3 separate regions of the Mus musculus genome follow, and all the other regions are linked to region 2. Evidence: chromatin loops called from intact Hi-C (ENCODE). Cell type or tissue: left cerebral cortex. All regions are shown on one strand. Links, peaks and the distances in the headings refer to the core of each region. The heading gives the core; the rest is flanking DNA.

Region 1 (6,221 bases), core at 1,409-3,908, 770 kb after region 2:
ATGGAAGGGGAGAGGGCAGGTTGGAGAGATGGCCCTGGACTTGCCAGTAGCTATCCTATGAGTTATTTGGAGATGTTTGGCACTTACTCGCTCCCTCTGTTGGTTCTAGTGTGACTTCTGAAGAGCACTGCCTGACTTCAATACCCACGGTCACCTTCCCTTCCAACTGAGGAGTGTGAGACAGAAGGCTGCTGGAAAATGTAAAGAAAAAAAAAAGGCATAGCGGCAGGTTCATCCTTGCAACGACGCTTGCTGGAGTCTCCTTGTTAGAAGAGCAGAATGTTCCAGAAATGCAGCAAAGCAGAGCCTGAGCTGAGTCTTCAGGCATCAGCAGCCTAGTGAAGAAGACATGTGGCCCAACAGATAGGTGTGCAGCAATAATTAAAGACCTGGTATCTGGCCATAGACCTTGGCGGGCCTGTGGTATGCCTGGAGTCTAGGGATAAGAACAGCCGCACGTGTGCATGCAAGTCACCGGGAGCCCTACTGGCCTGTTTTCTAAGTGGATCAGGCTCCAGTAAAGATCACCAGCTTACTTGTTTAAAAGGGTTTTCTCCAGATCTACTAAAAGAGGATGTCCAACAAAGAGGCATCAAAACAGTGCGCGCGCACGTGTGTGTGTGTGTGTGTGTGTGTGTGTGTGTGTGTGTGTGTATGTGTGTGTGTGTGTGTGTGTATGTGTGTGTGTGTGCGTGTGTGTGTGTGTGTGTGTATGTGTGTGTGTGTGTGTGTATGTGTGTGTGTGTGTGTGTGTGTGTGTGTGTGTGTGTGTGTGTGTGTGTGTGTAAAGAAGCCTAAGTTGATGTCAGGCAGTGCTGCCTCATTTGCTCTCCACCTTATTTCCTGAGACAGGCTCTCTCACTGAACCTAGAGCTTGTCACTTTGGCTAGCCTGGCTGACTGGTAAGTCCCAGCAATTCTCCCATCTCTATCTCCCCAGCACTGCCATGCCTGGTTGTCAGTTTATTGTTTTTAATACAGGCTTCAGGGACACAATTTACACAAGTACTTTCCTGACTGAGCCATCATCCCAGCCCTTAAATGGGAATTCTCATTCCTGCTGGGTTTTCTTTATAATGTGTCTGGGTGTTTTGCCTGCTTGTGGATCTTTGCACTACATGCATGCCTGGTGTCTATGGAGACTCAAAGGTGTCAGGTACCCTGGAAACGGAGTTACAGAGGGTTATTAGCCTCCACATGAGAGCCAGAAAATGAACCTGGGTCCTCTACAAGAGCGTCCAGGGCTCTTAAACACTGAGCCATCTCTCCAGCCTCTACACTGGTATTCTCAATAAGTCCTCATGTGGCTCTTAGGACCAGGCAAGTTTGGAAGTGATCTGGCCTGGATACAGGGTAATGGGAACTAATTCCAGACTCATTTTAACTGGGCGTCCTGTTTTCTCAAGCATCCTCACTCAACACACACGCCTTGCAGCATGTCCCTACCAGGCCTCCAGACTTCTGGACACCCCACACACACCATCCCACCCAATACCCCACCCCCACCCTCAGCCTAGTAAAACTGCATGTAACTTTTACTCTCAGAAGGATCTCAGCAAACCAGCCCTTTTCTAACAGCTGAAATCACAGACCACACTCTGTCTCTCCTTGTTTCCTTTTTATTAGGTGATAAAGGGCTTGGGTCTGCGGTGTACTCCCGGGAGGAATGATGGCCACTGTGGTGATAAAGGGGGAAGGAGAAGAGAAGGTCCGTCTGGGAAGAGGGATTGGAGTGGTGAGGAGGAATGTTTATGGGTCAGAACAGCATGCCTGGAGCCATTTGGCAAACTGTGCTAGAACACGCCTTCATGAAGAGACAAGCGGAATGTCCTGCTAAGCCTTCCTAGGAGCGCTGGCCAGAGCTGCCTGAGTGACGAGCAATCGCACAGTATCGATTCTGTGCATGCTGTGTGAGCAGGCTAGAGATTAGGTTTCTTTCACAAGACCAATCGGCTTGCTCTTGCTTCCACGTTTGGGGAATTGCTCTCTACCTTGGGTACCTTGGCTTCAGATAGTTCAGAAAGGATTAGTGAGAAATTCCGTTGCAATTGCTGTTTGAAACAAAGTGGGGAAAAATGGGGAGGGGGGAGGAGACACAATGCCAAAAAAATGAAAACTCATTTTAGCTCTTCTATTAAAGCCAGATGTATTTTAGGCCCAGTTTCTAGGCAACTGCATAATGGTAATATTCTCGAATCTTTTTTTTTTAAGACTCAAGACTGTCAGAGTCAGTAAAGGTCATAAGGTAATTATAAAGTAATAAGGATGACATACGAGAGGCAGAGTCACTCAGGACGCTTGGGAGGCACTGACATTTTCTAGTCTGCATTCATTTTCAGGAACTCTGAGATCTCACCCTGGGCATGTGCACTGCCCCCTTCAGCAAGCCTCCTGTGCAATCAAACAGGACATCGGCCTGGCACCTGGCCCTCAGTCATCACATCTCTCAAATCATTCCTCAAGGACCAGTGTAGTCCCACCCCGTGCACATCTAAGAATGCCTCGGCAGCAACAAAGAACTTTCTCCCTGGCTATTGCCTCGGAGAGCAGACCCAAGGCTCAGGACAAATACTGAACTCAGAGAGGAGGGGTAGAGTGGAGAGAGGGAGAGACAGAGAACGCTAAAGTCTGGAGGGGTGTGGTTGCGCCCAACCTGGTATAAGATGGGCCTGATCTTCATTGTGTTGACATTTACTGAGTTCCTGGAGCACATTGCTAAGCAGGCCTTGTGTTACCACTACACCTTCACAGCTGTGGGCAGAGGATTCCGGTTCTATGGAGGAAGAAGCTTGATCTTGGAGCAGTTAATGAGCGTCTCTAGCTCCCTCGCTTGCTACATATTCATAAGTCCTCATCCTTACAAGGCTCTTTATAAGATTATATGATGTAATCTATGTGAAGATGCAGTTCTGGACATACGAACACTCAGAGCATCCAGGAGCTGCTGGCCATCAGAAGTAAGGACTTCAGTGCTTGCACCACCTGGCAAGTCCCTTTCCCACCTCCCCACCCTTCCACCTCCAGGCAGTCCTCCTAACTCTGCTGCTAGGGAGGGTCACTGTCCACTCCTGGAATGCTCTTCTGTAGCATCCACCCCACAGTCCATCCTAGTTAAGACTGCAGCGCCTCGTTTTCCTTACTCCCTACACCCTCCTCTGTTCATAGCACTCACCACCATCTAAAACACACTGTGATTTTCTTTAATGTATATCTGTGCATGTGCATGTGTGTGCCCGTGTGTGCATGCCTGTGTGTGTGTGCCCGTGTGCGTGTGCGTGTGCGTGTGTGTGTGTGTGTGTGTGTGTGTGTGTGTGTGTGCAGGCAGAATGGGATATCAGATTCCTTGGAGCTGGAGTTACATGTGGTTGTAAACTGCCAAACATTGGTGCTTAGGGCCCAAATTCAGACCCTCTAGACACACTCTTGTAAAGCCCAGCCAAGCTCGTTTTTGAAGAAACTCCATTTTGTGTGAAACCAGGGGCTAAACTCCAATTCCAGGAGGAAAACCACAAAGTCTATTGAGCAAACATTCCACAACAACCCTCCCCCTTCCCACCCGCCCCACCCCCACGGCAACAGCCAGTAAGGTTACAATAGTCAGGTTACAAGAGTAGGGTTAAGATACATACAGGTAACGGAAGACATCCTGCAGAGAATAGATAACTTGGCCATCCTCTTTGTCAGGGTGGTTTTGTCCCTGTGTTCGGTTCCTGCAGATTACACCCAGAAACAGTTTTTAAAATAGTAACTTGCTGACCAGTTTGGAAATTCCCCAAGCTTGCTGTAACCACAGTAAAAATCCTGCACCCCTAGACTAAGGCTCTCACTCTGACCCACTGAGAATGGGACGGTGAGAGACCTTGCTCTTGAGCTCATAATAAAGACCCTTATGTGTTTGCACTGGAATTGTCTCCTCAGTGGTTTTGGGGTCCCTGGGATTAGGCATAATACTCTTAACCACTGATCATCTCTCTGGCCTTATGTTGTCACTTCCTGCTCTCAGGATCCCACTTTTAAAAAGCGGTAAACACTCCCATTTACCAGCTTGATCTTGTCCTAGCTGAGGCCTCACCTAGATGTGCAAGAACTGTTAAATGAATACTTGCTTGTGTGTGTTTCTTCTTTCTCCTCTCCCTCCATCTCTCAAGGTCACACACCTATTAGAAAAGAAGTCTTTGACCTTTGACCTTCCAGCTGTCAGTGATAACGGAATAACTGATGGCTCTAAGACCAAAGCACGCCCTGATCCTAGGCGAGCGTGGGCGTTGGGGGTGTGGGCATGAATCTGCTAGAGGAAGAAGTGGGATGGAGAGCTAAGTGCCATAGGCTCACACACTCACTTGTGCCCACACAGGCAAATATACATACACTTATGCACATCACACACACACACACACACACACACACACACACACACACATGCACACACACGCACACACGTACACACGCACACAGCTAAAAAGCATCAAAACCAAAATTAAAAAAAACAAAATCCAAGTAAGACAAGATTTGCAATGTTTTTTGAGGAAGAGGGCATTTCCTGACTATCTGTTTATGATACACCTGGCCTTTGCTCAAGTTGACAAGAGAGAACACAGACCCGTCAGAACCCTGCATCACCAAGAGGATACCCTAGATGATGCACTTATCCTGGATAGGCCAGGGGCTCTGCACCTGACAGGGCCACTGCAGTAAGACAGGGGCTGCCAGCCTCCAGAGACCATAGAGTCCCAAGGCAAGAGAGTCTATTTTGAGGTTGCCTGAAAACCAAATTCACAGAAAGAGCCACACTTGACGTCAGTTCTAATCATGAGGACTGGTGTGACCCGCTTCTCAGGGGTTTTCCAGGCCAGAAGTTGCTTGTTGGAAGCACACTGTTCATGGCTGTTCATGAATTATCATCTGAATCATCCAAAACAAATGAAAACAATGTTTAAATTCTGGTAAACATCCAGCAATCTGGAGATTTCACATAAAAATTGGGTTCCAGCTCCTCGTGGAAAAGAACCAGAGAACAGTGATTCGCTTTCTTCTCTGACACAGTGGGCTGGGGCAAGACCATGGCTGCTGCCTTTCCCTCTTGCTGCCTTCTCTCCCTCCTAAGTAGAGACTGACCTCATTTGCAGACCGCTCGGTGGCCTTTCAGGCATTCAGATGACCGCTGAATCTTCAGAAACTGGCCTTGAACATCCATGGAAGGACTCTTACCCCATTTCCAGTCTGGTTTATCAGCTTATCTAAATTATCTATTGAGTCCTGCCAAAACATTTTCCCCTGGTAGATTACTCAATGCCAATAAAAACTGGGCATTTAAGAGCAGAGAATATAATAAACAATATAAAAGAAGACAGGAGGGGAAATGTGCGCTAGATTGGGAGAGCCACCCCAGAAAGTCAGACCCTGAGGCCTGAGCAACTGGGCTATTTTAAAAAAACATAACAAACAAACAAACAGACAAACAAACAAAACATGGAAAGTGACAGGGTGGGGCCCGGAGAAGAAATGAAAAGAGAATTATCTCTCAACAGGAAGTTGAGGGAGATGTGGAAGTGTGGGTAGGCAGGAAAGGAGTCTTCCCCCCATCAAGCCACATGGGCTAGTGCTTAGCAGCAAAACATTAATATCTATGTGCTTATCTATCTCACTAGTAATTAGACTTAGCATTCCTGGGAATTTGAATGAGGTGCTAAGTACACAGTATGTTAACTTCGGCAGGGGTGAGCTTTTTCCAGTTCAAAATGAGTGCCCCAGCCAAACAAAAAAAAGAGCGGTGGAATGTTTCCCCCAGATGGTTTGGCTCTTTAATATCTACAAACATTTTGAAGACAAACTATTTTTCAGTGTTTTCTGTGCCATTGCATTAGGTGATGACTGCTGGCTTGCTTGTTTCCTGTTTAGTTTTTCCTTTGCTCTCTCTCCAAACATCGCTTAGCCTTGGAAGGCTGTGGTTGATCCACAAAATTGAGACTTGGGGACATGAAGAGTTGGATAACAGTTGGGAGAGTTGACAGTGCCAACAGGTAGTTTCACCATTTAAAGCCTTGTGATTCCTCCTTTTATCTCAGTTTTCCCAGTGAGTACTGAGTTTGATGGTGGATATTTGCACCATGCCCCCTGCCCACATCAAGATGAGGCCATGTCCCTGTTCCCTCAGATAAGAGATTTTGCTGGAGCTGTGCAAAAGCTCCCTCACTGTTTGATTACTATACAAAAGGAAGAGGC
Region 2 (6,221 bases), core at 2,253-4,752:
ACATAAGACACTGAGGGACCCTGCCCCCAGGTAGTTTTGATTGGTAAATAAAGTTGCCAGCAGCCAATGGCTGGGCAGAGAGACGGACGTGGGACTTGAGGATCCCAGGCAAGGGACTAAGGAAGGAGCAGGAAGGGAGATAGCTGCCATGTTAGGAAATGAGTAGAAGCCATGCCTGAGGTGTAGCAGACAGTGAACATGGCTGCATGTAGGTGCTGGGGAACTAAGTCCAAGAGGGCTGCAGGTCTGGGTTTAGGGCAGCCAAGATGGAGTATAGGTTTTAAAAGTAAGTAGTAACTCACGATTATCAGAGGTGAGCGTGTTAACCATGTGGAGGTTTGGAAGTGGCCCAACCATTAAGCTGTTTAAGGCATATGAAAATATAAGGGTGTGTGTGTGTGTTTCATTTGAGAACCCAGAATGTTGGGACAGGTATCGAGGAGTGCAGCTGTCACCACCACCACCAGGGTTGATTTGAGTAGCTATATTTGGGTACAGCAACAAGGGTCTCTGAGCACCCTCCTACCTCCTGGGCACAGTGGTCACTCCATTGTTCTTTGGTCAGACATTTCCCCTCCTGGTTCCAAGTGGCTCCGTCTTTGCAGTCGTGGTGTTCCCTCTGGACACAGCCCACTGGGTCACCAATGTCTTCATAGCCAGGGAGGCAAGGGCACTGGCCATCGCTGGGCTGGAAGTAAGGATGTGTGGGAGGAGGCCCATCTCAGGCTGGCTGGTTAATAGCCTTTAGGTGTGAACATTTCTGAGATGTACCAGGAGAGAGGGCAGGAGAGGTGAAGTGAGCAGACAGGGTTGGAGTGGCACAGGGGCATGGTTGCTGTGGTTACTGGTATACTATCATTTTAGTTAAGAGGACAGGAGAATTTCAGTTAACAGAAGGGCTTACAAGCACATTTGCTGGCTTACAGGAAAAATTCAGGTTAGAAGGGCCTGGGTGGAAGTGTGTTTTGAGGGATCACTCTATATAATGACATTTCCTTCCAGAAAGTTAACTATATTTAGCAAAGTAACTAACTATCCAACTAACTATCCCCACAGAGAAACCAGTTAAATCTGAATTTCAGGTGTATGAATACTTTTGATTAGTCCCATAAGACACTAAAACACTATCCAGTATTTACCTGAAATTCACATTTAACTGTACCTTACAACCTTACTCCCAAGCCTACATTGGTCAGGTTACACCTGAGCTAAACTTGACTGGGAACCGAAACAGCCCTGGAAATGCAGCCCGCCCTTGGGTCCCACTGCAGGAGGGCATACCTGGAATCTACGTCCAGGTCTCTGACAGACACAGGTGTCCTTGCCCTCCTCTGGCTGGGTGGCCTCAGAGCCGCACGGGAAACATGCATTCTGGCCGTGCCAGGGGTTGAAGAACTCCGAAGGGCAGAGGTGGCAGGAAGGGGTGGTATGGGGACCCATTCCAGAGAGGAAAGTTCCAGGGGGACAAGGGGCAGGTGTCGGCACAGAGCAGGGCCTACCTATGGGGTGGGGTGGGGGGGTGACAGAAAGGGTTAACACCCAAGAGCTGGTCCCTGTGATTTCCCAGGGCTCCTCTTCCCCGACATTAGTCATTAGCTCTCCTCACAGCTCTCCCCTCTCCTCAATTTTACTCCCAAACTTCTTTGTACAAATTTAATTTAAGCCTCTACCCTCTGGGCATCCTGGTGGGTCCGGCTCTCCTTTTGCACAGGCAATCTCACCTTGGCAGGCCAGAGGATGCTCTATGACCAGGCATGTGGGTCTCTGGAGGATGAAGCAGAAGGCAGCTATGAGGACCGGTACCTCTGGGAGGTTACCAAAGAAGAGACCCTTCATCTTCTGGGCAGGGGTAACAGCAGCAGAGAGCAAAGCAGATGTGGAGGTGGGTGAGGTGAGGCACCAAGGAAGGTATCAGGCAGAGGTGGAGAGATAGGGGAGGCAAAGTGATGGACAGGGTGACAGGCATGAGGAGACAAGATAATGGTGTTCAACAGAGGCAGAGTGATCTGGGCTCTGGAAGGACAGCTTCTGCCTGGTGGCAGCGATAGCTGTCAGTCACTGAATAAGTCATGAGGATGAAATCTGAGATATGGGTCCTCTGGGCAGCCTTGGCCCAGACCATGCAACTCCATGGCTCCTTTTCTCTTCTCCTCTACCTTTCCTCCCGAGCAGCATGAGCCAGCAAGCTTAGCATTGGGCAGAGTGAAGCCAAGGGTTGTTCCAGCATTTTCCTTTCACAAGGCCAAATAGTCAGACTCCTTTAAGCATTCTGGGTGCAAACCCCATGAGAGATAAGGTAGAGAGATTACAGTTTTTGTCTCTGCTACAGGACACACAATACAACACACACTCACAAACCCTTAGGGAGCCATCTAGCTCTTCCCCCTCATTTATAGTGAAAAAGTCGGAGCCCCATTCTGGACTGAAATTCAGTTTTAACAGATGGGTGACGCCGTTCAAGTGCTCCTAGACCATGCATACAAGAAGTCACTGGAAACTGCAAAGCAGCCAGAGTCCCTGGTGCAACCAGGTGATTCCCCAGAGAAGATGAGCAGTGGATGCGGCTGAGAAAAGCAGGCTCTCAAAATGGAATAATCCATTGCTTTATTGCTTATAAAAAGTGATAGTGGGTAATACTGCCCAGCTTTCTTTATGGCTGCTGTGAAAAATCACTGATGCCCACAAGACCAGAAGTATCGTGAAGAGCGTAAACCCAGATCAGGTTCAGTGCTCTGTGTGATGGATGGTTGCTTAGAAGCCTTCAGAAAAATTCAATATATCACATTGCAGTGAGGCCTAATTTAAAAGAGAGGGAGGGGGAGGAAGATGAAGAAGAGGAAGAGGAGGAGGAGAAGGAAGAGGAGGAGGAGGAAGCAGAAATGGATTTTGATTTGCCCTGTGTTATTCATCAATGTTCCCTTCAAGTAACTTACAATTGATTGCTTTTAAGAAGAGATCACCCACTTGACACCCAGACAAGTGACCCCAGTTCAAGGGAATTCCATTCACTTAACCAGTTTTGGTCTTTTGATCTATCATTATTTCGACCTATTATCTATTTTCTAGGCTCCTTTCTGGGTGTGGTGATACTTAAAAGGATGTCCTAGAAGCTCAGAAGGATCGATCGCTGGATGCTATTTTGCAGTCAGGGCTGGAAAGAGAATTACGAGGTGTAGAAGTAAAGGCTCCTTGTAGAGACTCTTTTGAGGGGGAAATTTAGATTTAAGTGCTCACTGTCCTCCAGGCTGATAGCTTCCTGTAGGGCCACTGCTTTGCAGAGTCCCTCAGCCTGTGAGAGACCCTTGATAGGCACCTGACTCTTTTCAGCTATTTTGTTGCTGAGCCGTTCGCCCTGCCTGCTTTTTGTCTTGCCAGTAGGTGGCACTGTGAGCTTGCAGGAATTGGTGAGCTGGCATGGACCAAGCAGTGGGGTGTAGGTATCTGCTAGAATGAGGGAGGAGAGAAAATGCTGTTAGCAGGTGTGTGTGTGTGTGTGTGTGTGTGTGTGTGTGTGTGTGTGTGTGTGTGTGTGTGTATGTCTTTTTAAAGTTTAAGCAGACACTCTTTTGAACGCATTTAAATATAGTCACACTAACCGGCCTTGGGTTTTACTCCACATTAGCCCAGCACCATTTTGCAGGCTCACCTATGTCACATAGTCCTTCTCTGGCATGAAGCTCCTAAGGGGGCTTAGTGCTGGGCCTTGTCTTTTTGTTCAAGTTGTCTGATAGCTGGTCACTGCCAGGCCTACTGTATCTCCCCTGGTTCCAACTATCACTTCTGTCTGTCCATCTGTTTGTTTGATTTTTGAGACAGGGTTTCTCTGTGTGACCCTGGCTTCCTGGAACTCACTCTGCAGACCAGGCAGGCCTGGAACTCAGAGATCCGCCTGACTCTGCCTCTTGAGTGCCGGGATTCAAGTCCTGCACCACCTTTAAGTGCCTGGCTTCCAACTGTCATTTCTGCCATTTCCTAACACTACCAGTTCCCAGGTTTCTGTTGGTGTCCTGGGTTGTCTCACTCAGCTTTGATTTTCTGTGGGTCTAACTACAAAGTTAAGTTTTTCCTGGAATATGACAGTAAGTATGTATTTTAATAAGCTTAGTTTCTAAAGAACAATTTCAGATTTGCAGAACCTCTTAGAGTTCCCGTGTGTCCCACTCCTAGTAATTATAGATACCGGGTGAGTACTTTAGCTAATGGCCATACTATGTTCACACTGCCTTGTCTATTCCAGGGTCAAACATTGTACTTAGTCATGTCCCTGCCTCCCTTTAACTGGGAAAGTTTCTCGAGAGTCTCTTTACTTTTGGCAATCTACATACACAAGTGCTCTGTAAAACAGGCCTTAGCTGGGTGGGATTCACTAGAAATCTCTATCGTCATTGGTCTGGAGTGTTTTTTATCTTTTAGAACACCACACCAATAAAGTGATGTTTTCTTTATAATGGAACAAAGACAAATGCTCTGAACATGGCATGACAGCACTTACGTTGCCCTTGGTCATCTGACTGTTAGGTTTTCTCCACTGTAATTCCTCCCTTGCCATACTGCACTTGTTGGCTAGAGAGTTCATTTGACCCACTCCACAGTCTCTCTCTCTCTCTCTCTCTCTCTCTCTCTCTCTCGTGCTCATATGCACTTTCTTACCTCTTTTGGCATCACAAGATCTCAAGCTCTTCTTGTCTCTTTCCTGCCGTAGCTGTTCATTCAATCAGCCATTTCCCCAGGGAGCTTTGACTCCCTTTAAGGACATTGGTTAGCATCCTGGGGTCTGGGTGATGGGTCTGTTTTGGTCCCTTAGTTTTAACTCATCTTTCCTTTCCCTTTCCATTAACTCTTCTGTCCCCAGACCATTAATTATGGAGGTTTCAAAGATTAAACCACACCTTCAACTCAATAACCTGACTTTGTCCAAATGCTTATGAGATACAGGCAATAGAGTATATATAGTCTTGGAGTTCACAGCCAAGGTGGGAGACAGGTAGACATGAATAGCTCAAATGTTGGGACGTGACACCCAAGGCCTAGAGAATCCCTAAGGAGCTAGTGACTAATTCAGACCAAGCCATTTGGGGAGTCTCTGAACCGGGACTAGAAAGATCATGCTGTGGTCTCCACATCCTGTTTCCCAGTTTAGAGCATTCCTCTAAGCTGTAGCACCTGACCAATGCTCCCTCTATGACTAGAGCAGTCACCATCAATGCTGAGGTGGCTTCCCTCTTCCCCACCAGGGCTTCTTTCTTCCCTCATGAAAATGGGCAGACTCAACTCTTCCCTCAACTCCTCTGAACCCTGAGAATTCATATGGTAATCATTTATTTAAGTTAGATTTGGGTGCATGGCACTCTGTTATTATATTGTTTATTCCTTCTTCTGGCATGGCTTAAATACTTCATAATAAAATTCAAAACATATTTATGAAGAAAAAAAAAAGAAGGAAAGTCTATGTCTCCATCATGTGTGGACGATGTCGTCAATGATTAATGACCAACAAAGTGAGATTCTGGGATTTCTGAACCCACATCATATGGGACCTTCTAGCTTCTGCACAGAGTCCCCACTTTGAGAGCAGGGACTTCCCTGCCAGACACCTGCCATTCCCAGACTGGAGCCAGGGGGCATGCAGCTGGCTTGAGTCTGCTGAAGCCTGTCTGATTAAGTGTTGCTAGGTGCTCATGAGACTCAGTACCAAATGAAACGGATTGCCCTGCTCACCGGTAATCCAGTCTCTATGGTTCAGACAACCTGAGAACAGTGACATTGTGACAACCCTTGATAACAGGAGGGACATGCAACTAGAGCCATTTAGGAAAGTCCTGGCTTGAGACGTCAAGTCTAGAGCATTAACTGTCTGCCTTGTGGTGGTATCTTTGTGTCAGTCCTGAACTGACTCAAGTTTTTTGTTTTTTGGTTTTTTTTTCCAGTCTAAAGCCATCCTCAAATAAATGTATTAAAAAATTTGGGTCTTGTGACAGTGGAGGGAAAGCTGAGGTCTTGCTGACAGCTGAGGGAATAAGAGACAGGCCAGGCACTGGGCTAACTAGGGATACTATAGTATGTCAGAGTAAGGGTAGGTAGGATATTAGTTTGAGTCTTTGGAGAAAAGTATGACAGTGATAACCAACCTAGCACATGTAGGTTGGTAACAATAATGTTATATTTACAAGGCTAGGCTATGCAGTGCCAGGAAACTGTTCTGCACTGCTTTTAGGGCTAGT
Region 3 (6,221 bases), core at 1,409-3,908, 790 kb after region 2:
TATAAAAAGTATTCCATTTAATTCCACCCTAATAAATTGTGATAAATATTAATTCCTGGCATAAATAGACTAAAAAGATATATTACAATTTAGAAATTATATTACTACCAATTAATTCTTTGACTTGTAAAAGAGAAGTTTCATGGAGGCCTTGTGGACAGTGAAAGAGAAATATCCCCAGACTTCATGACTTGTGCTATACCCACAAGGGCACTTCTACTCATGCGTATGACCTAAGACCTAAAGGAATATTAACACAGACTTTTCCAGGTTGTTGATAACAATGAAGCAACTTTAAACCCTTACCTGACAAGGCAGGTTTTGTGCCTTATGTCTGTGATCTCTGCACTCATGAGTGTGAGTCACCCTGACCAAAAGTTATAATCCTGTCCTTCAAACAAAACCAACAAAATCTACTCACCTGTCTGTTAGTCCAAAAGCCAGGTCAAGCATGTCATTCTCTTCATCAGTAATGGCATCTAACTTCTCATAGATGTGATCCTCAAAGATAAGATGACAAGTAGAGCAAGCCAACGTTCCCTCACACGCACCTGTCAAAGCAGCACAAGGTGACCATACCATCCACTGTAGCAGTGCACACCTGGCTACTGCGAAATGCACTTTAGTTTTAGAATCAGCTGCACACTTAAAAGGGCTGAAATACTGAGTAATCATGAGTCAGGAATAGGTCGCCCATCCTCACACAGTCGTAAATCACTCAGTACTTCACAAAGGTTCTGAACAGATAATGTGAGGGGACCATGAAGGTCATACAATTCGAATATTAAAATGTATACATGTTCATAACTGAGACACACAGACACGTAAAGATGCGTTCTGAAATACATATAGCAATGATGCATATAATCATTTGCACATAATTCACCTTGTCTGGAGAGCTCAAAACAACCAATAAGGACTTGCATTATATAAGAGAAAGCATCTAACCTACACCTAAATAAAGATAATCATTCTTTTCTCTCAATCCTCTAAATAATTGGGTTTAATCAAACAAGATGTTTTAAGAAGCACCACAGATTCAAATACTGTGAATATTTGTGTTCCACATTTAGATTATATTTATTTTACATTTGTGTGTTATGTATGTATGTGCGCATATGTGCATCATATTACAGAGTGAATGTGGAAGTCAGAGAACAGCTTGTGAGAGTTAGTTCTCTCCTTCCATGATGCAGGTTTCAATGACCAAACTCTGGTTACCAGATGTGGTTGACAAGTGCCTTTCCTTGCTGAGCCATCTTGCCAGACCTTTGCTCAATTTTAAACCATTAATTTAACAGTTATTTATTCAGTTCTTATTATGATCCAGGTACCCTACAAAGGAATCTAACAAAATCATGTCATCCAGCCAAATCAAGGCAGAGTCTGCTGAGAAACAGCCTCAGACTTCATTTGGAAATCTCCTCACAAAGAAATTCAACCATATAAGCCAGGGCTTCCTGAACTTTCCACTCATGTCCCACTTCCAAGTGAGAAATTTTTATGTGACCACAGGTCACAGGCAAATAAAATAGGTACAGAAATCAAGTGTGTAATTTTAATAAACCAGAAAGCCAATTATTTGATATACACACACATATATGTACACACACACACACAAACACACATACACATATTTATACACAAGATCTCTCAGAATTTTACTAGCCAGATAGCCTGGAGTACACAACACAGTAGTAAAAACAAGGAGACCTGTCTCAACAAGGTAGACAGTAAGAAAACTCCATACCATACACAGAATACACATAACCACACACACATAACCACACACACACAGACACAGAAAGAGAAAGAAAAAGAGAAATAGAAGAGAAAGAGAGAAGAGAAACACCTTCGTTTTTATTAAAGCCATTTTAAAGTAGTGATAGCATCAGGAAGGCCCAAGACACGAAGTTCAAGAGCATAGGAGTTCCCCGCCTATAACTACCTCTCCCGTTATATGTCATGGTAGGCTTCTTTACTTTCCATGCTTCAATTATCTTAATAGTAACTATACCAACCTCTTGTAACCTAGGAGTTACAAGAATCATGAGTATAAATAAATTATATGTATTGGCAACGTAGGGGTTGTGGTAATTACTATTTGGAAATGGTCAGACTCTCAGGCTGCTGGAGGCTGAGGAAGGAAACTGCATCAGTGTTCTCATCCAGCACTAGACCCTGCGTGCTCCAATACTAACCTGATTGGCAAGATGTGCCCTTGGTGCAACAGTGGCATGTTTGTCACGTCACAGGGTAATCAACAACTTTCTGACTGGATTTTAAGCTGGCTTCACAGAAGGGATTTCATGCCTGTTATTGTAAATCTGGTCAAAAGTCCATGACAAGAGAGACCACAGGCCCTGGGAATTTATTGTTAAGCTGTCCAACTGCCTTCTAAATATTCATGTTTACAACCATAGATTTGTGTTGTTCTCAACTCAGGTGGAAGGAGCTTGATTTTGCAGTAGGTAATGGTTAACACAGAGACTCATAATTGGTCAAAGTGACAAAGAAAGTAGAGATAAGGCTCAGGGAACATTTTGGAAGAGGGCCTGAAGGAGTGTGAAGCACTGTTTGATGAGGAGGAAAGCTGTAAAATGCTGACATCTGGACATGGCACAGCTTCTGCAATACATAGCAGCTATGATTGCCTGCACAGGATCAAGCCAGTCGAAAATCCAGCATGGATGCAAGAGTTCCCTTGGCAAAGGAACTGCTGGCAGTTGATGGTTGCTGAGAGAGAGAGAGTAACTCTCTTTTGAGGACATGACAACACTGGTAGGTTGGCCATGCCCCAATTGATGGATGGCCCTACACTCATGCATGTTAGCAGCACTAATTGGTCTTTGGGGTTATTAATATCAAAAGGAGGTCAAGAAGTTTAAAGGAAGACAGGGTAGAAAACACTAAAGGAAGCTGGAGGGAAGTAGTAGTGAATGGAGATAATAAAGGCACACTCTATAGATATGTGAAATTTCTACTCTCCGTTTATGAAATTTGGGTGCTAATAGGATGTTTTCTATATGAAAGTCTTGGGTTAAGATCATTCTGTCCACTTACAATGCTAAGATAAAGTGGGCCACCCACCCATACCTAACCCCTTTCCTAACCAAAACCTAGAATACAGCTATGTTGGAAGTTACAGATTGAAAATATAAAATTATATATAAACATTTTGTTCAAAGGATGATCTAGCATAAGAGAAATGCAATGCTACGCATAACAGCAAGCAGAAATACAGACTTCTATAAACATTACTAGGACCTCTTATCTTGGATAGTCATAAAACAGGCATATGAAACATACAGAAGAAAAAAAGTTTGAAATGATGAGCTAGATCAATTTAATCACAGATGTGTAACTGCCCCCAAGTGGCAGAGTACTGAAACGCACAATACTGAAAAACTGATCTATTAACATACAAGTTGGTAGAAAGAATATTTATTTATTGTATTACTTCCCAAGTTTACAACTGTCCATTTTGGTTCACTTATTGCCTCATTCCCTCATATACAGTAAGTTATAAATTGAGAGTGACTGTATTGCTCACCAGAGACCAATGGAAGCAGAACACAGACGTGAATTACGGAAATGTGGTAAATGCTATGAAAGCACGGTCTGAGGTAGACCCGACAATGACAGACTATCACAGACTGGGTGCCACAAGCGATCCAAGTTTATAATGGGTTGGGAGTAAAGAGAGAAACCTTACTAGGGACTGGGTGGTTAGGTGAAGGAAGATTTCTTTTGTTACCTAAGCCCAGTATCCTACACCCTAGAATCCAGCCATTTCTTCCATAACATTTGTCACCATCTACTATGCATTTCTCCTGTATGCTATAAGGGACTAATACAAAGACACTTAATACAGAATAGTAAGTATGCATTTGTGGGATGAGGGAGAAAAGATGGTACCTTGGCAGAGGTGTCTTGGCAGAGGAGCACATGAAGTCTTGAAAAGTGGTGATTTGGTGTAAGTTCAAGCTTCTAAGAGGTCAGCATTGCTACACTAGGAAGAGCAATGAGAAGTGGAGGGGGAGGGGAAGAGCAGTGGGGAACATAATACGTGTAGCCTTTTAGGTCAATGAGGAATATGGATTTAATCTTAAATGCAATGGCAAATCCTTTGTGGTTTTACTCAGAAAACTAATACAGCTGATATCAGACAATCACCCCAGCTTCAGAGCTCCGATTGGAAGCAGGTTCACAGGTCCAGTGGCTTCATAGAGCCAAGTGATAAAGATAATGGAGCCAAAAGAAGCGTCTGGAGGCTTAAGGAAGAGAAGATGCTGATGTACCAGGAGAAAACCTGCTGCTCAGGCTCCAGCCTGCAGTAGCTGGATAGTGTTCATGATGAATACAGGAAATGCTGGAGGAAGCTTTAGGGGAGGGGCGGAGGCTGTTTTAAGAACATGATTTTTACCAGCAACATGGTTCATCAGGTAAGGACAACTGTTGCCAAGCTTGATTGCTGACTTGAGATTTATGCTCACAATGCACATGGTGGGAAAAACAAACTCCTCTAACCTATCTCTAGCCTTCCACATACGTGTTATAGCAAGTGTGTGCCTGTACTCACACACAAGTATTATACACATGTGGTGGAGGAGATAAGTACATGTTTTAAAAATCAATAATTGAGTTCTAAATACCTTTGGGGTTTCCAAAAAGAAACATAAAGTAGGGAGTTGAATCTACAAGTTCATGATCAGAGGAGAGAACTGAATCAAAGATGGAAAGTTAATCTCTATCAGCATCTAGGAAGGGCTTATAGTCACAGAGTAGATGAGATTACATGGAATCTCACGGAGATACTGCAGAAACCATGGACTTGGTCAGGCACATGGCGAGCTCAGTGAGTGATGCTGTTTTGGGGGATGCCACGGAAACCTTTAGGAGGTACAGCCTTGCTGAAGAAGCATGTCACTGGGTCAGGCTTTTGGTCTATAACCTCACCACTTCCAGTTCCTTCTCTCTCCTTCACATCTGTGGTTGAAGATGTGATCTGTTAGCTTCCTGCCAAGACCACCTGCTGCCATGTCTCCCTCATTATTATGGACTTTCTATATGGAACCATATGCAAACCAAGATAAACGCTTTCTTACCTAAGTCACTTTTGGTCAAGGGAGTTTTATCACAATAAAAAAGATCCTGATACACTCAGACTAACACATTTGATCTTTGTAGCAACTGTATGGAGTAAATACTAGTACTAGCCCCACTCTATTAGAGAGAAGACAAGACAAGAAGTTAGGCCTAACCCAAAGCCACAGACTGAGTGACAGAGTGGACAAACGAGCCTAGGCAGGAAACCCTACTCAACCACACTAAAAAGGGATTAGTGGGAAAACACTGTTTTAACTTTGATTCACAGTGTGTATTTAATTTTACACCAACACTTCATAAAATAAATATTTCACAGTAAAATTCCTGCAAAAGATGTTGTGTTTTTCTATGTTTTTAGAAATTAATTAACTTCTCTAAGATGCTAGTCTGAAGCCAATCAAGTGGAACTGGAATGTAGAGTGCTTGCCTAGCATACATGACGCTTTAGGTTTCCTCTCCAGCATGACAGAAATCAGGCTTGGTGGCTTGTATACTCAGAGATAAAGAAGGAAGATCAGGAGTTCAAGGCTGACCTCAGATACATAATTTCAAGGCCAACAAGGATACAGTAGGTCAGGTGTTTTATCACAGCAACAGAACAATAACAAATACAGTAGAAGGACTTTTGTAACAAAACAACTCCCTTCTGGTGTTTAATTCTTAACTCTTCTAGAACTGTCTTATACAACTGTACAGCCTTATAGTCTATGACTATCAGTTCTCTGTTGATGGGCAGTTGTTTTTGCTACTCTTTTCTGTTAGAAACATCTCTGAAATAAACTGGCCAGGACAAGAGTCTCTTTCTAAAAGTGAAATTGAATCTACAGAGAAAATGCCAAAAAACAAAAAACAAAAAACAAAAAAACAAAAAAAGCCCTGCTTGGTTACAGCTTTCATCTAAGTTGAGAACATTTAGGGCTGGAAAAACAGTTGCTTTTGCATGTTCTCAGAGTGTGTTAACAGCTTCTACATATAGATGTAGGTCTAGAACATGCCAAAGAACACTGCCATACAGTTTTTAAACCTGGCCTAACATTTTTGGCTAGTTCCAGGACAGATGAGGCTACAGAGAGAAACCCTGTTCAAAAAACAACAACAAAAAGGTGTCTAAT

Evidence for each region. Hi-C counts contacts between places; a loop is a spot of excess contacts. Peaks named below come from ENCODE experiments on the same cell type or tissue, not always from the same donor. Only the 100,000 strongest peaks of a DNase experiment are listed, where the experiment ranks them.
Region 1: a loop joins it to region 2, with 3.0 times the contacts of the local background. A loop is called at or near these places in 2 of 42 quality-filtered maps.
Region 3: it touches region 2 in a loop (2.9-fold over the local background); 7 of 42 quality-filtered maps call a loop at or near these places.

What each region holds. Positions count from the first base shown.
Region 1 is chr9:51,926,424-51,932,644 of GRCm38, forward strand. It overlaps 4933407I05Rik (RIKEN cDNA 4933407I05 gene), which reads left to right. Exons shown (of 3, transcript NR_040731.1): 3 at 110-580. Among named protein-coding and RNA genes, the nearest start is that of Gm6980, 4.9 kb to the left of the region's middle. In left cerebral cortex, for the core only: no CTCF peak of the experiment used is centred there; DNase peaks (open chromatin) are centred at 1,840, 2,419 and 2,692.
Region 2 is chr9:51,158,544-51,164,764 of GRCm38, forward strand. It overlaps Gm32742, which reads right to left. Exons shown (of 31, transcript XM_017313740.1): 2 at 1,722-1,764; 3 at 1,282-1,499; 4 at 527-688. The coding sequence starts at 1,440. Among named protein-coding and RNA genes, the nearest start is that of Gm32742, 7.2 kb to the right of the region's middle. In left cerebral cortex, for the core only: a CTCF peak has its summit at 3,370 (motif pointing right); a DNase peak (open chromatin) is centred at 3,394.
Region 3 is chr9:51,948,156-51,954,376 of GRCm38, forward strand. Fdx1 (ferredoxin 1) reads right to left here. Exons shown (of 4, transcript NM_007996.2): 3 at 422-551. Among named protein-coding and RNA genes, the nearest start is that of Fdx1, 12 kb to the right of the region's middle. In left cerebral cortex, for the core only: a CTCF peak has its summit at 3,382 (motif pointing left); DNase peaks (open chromatin) are centred at 2,618 and 3,376.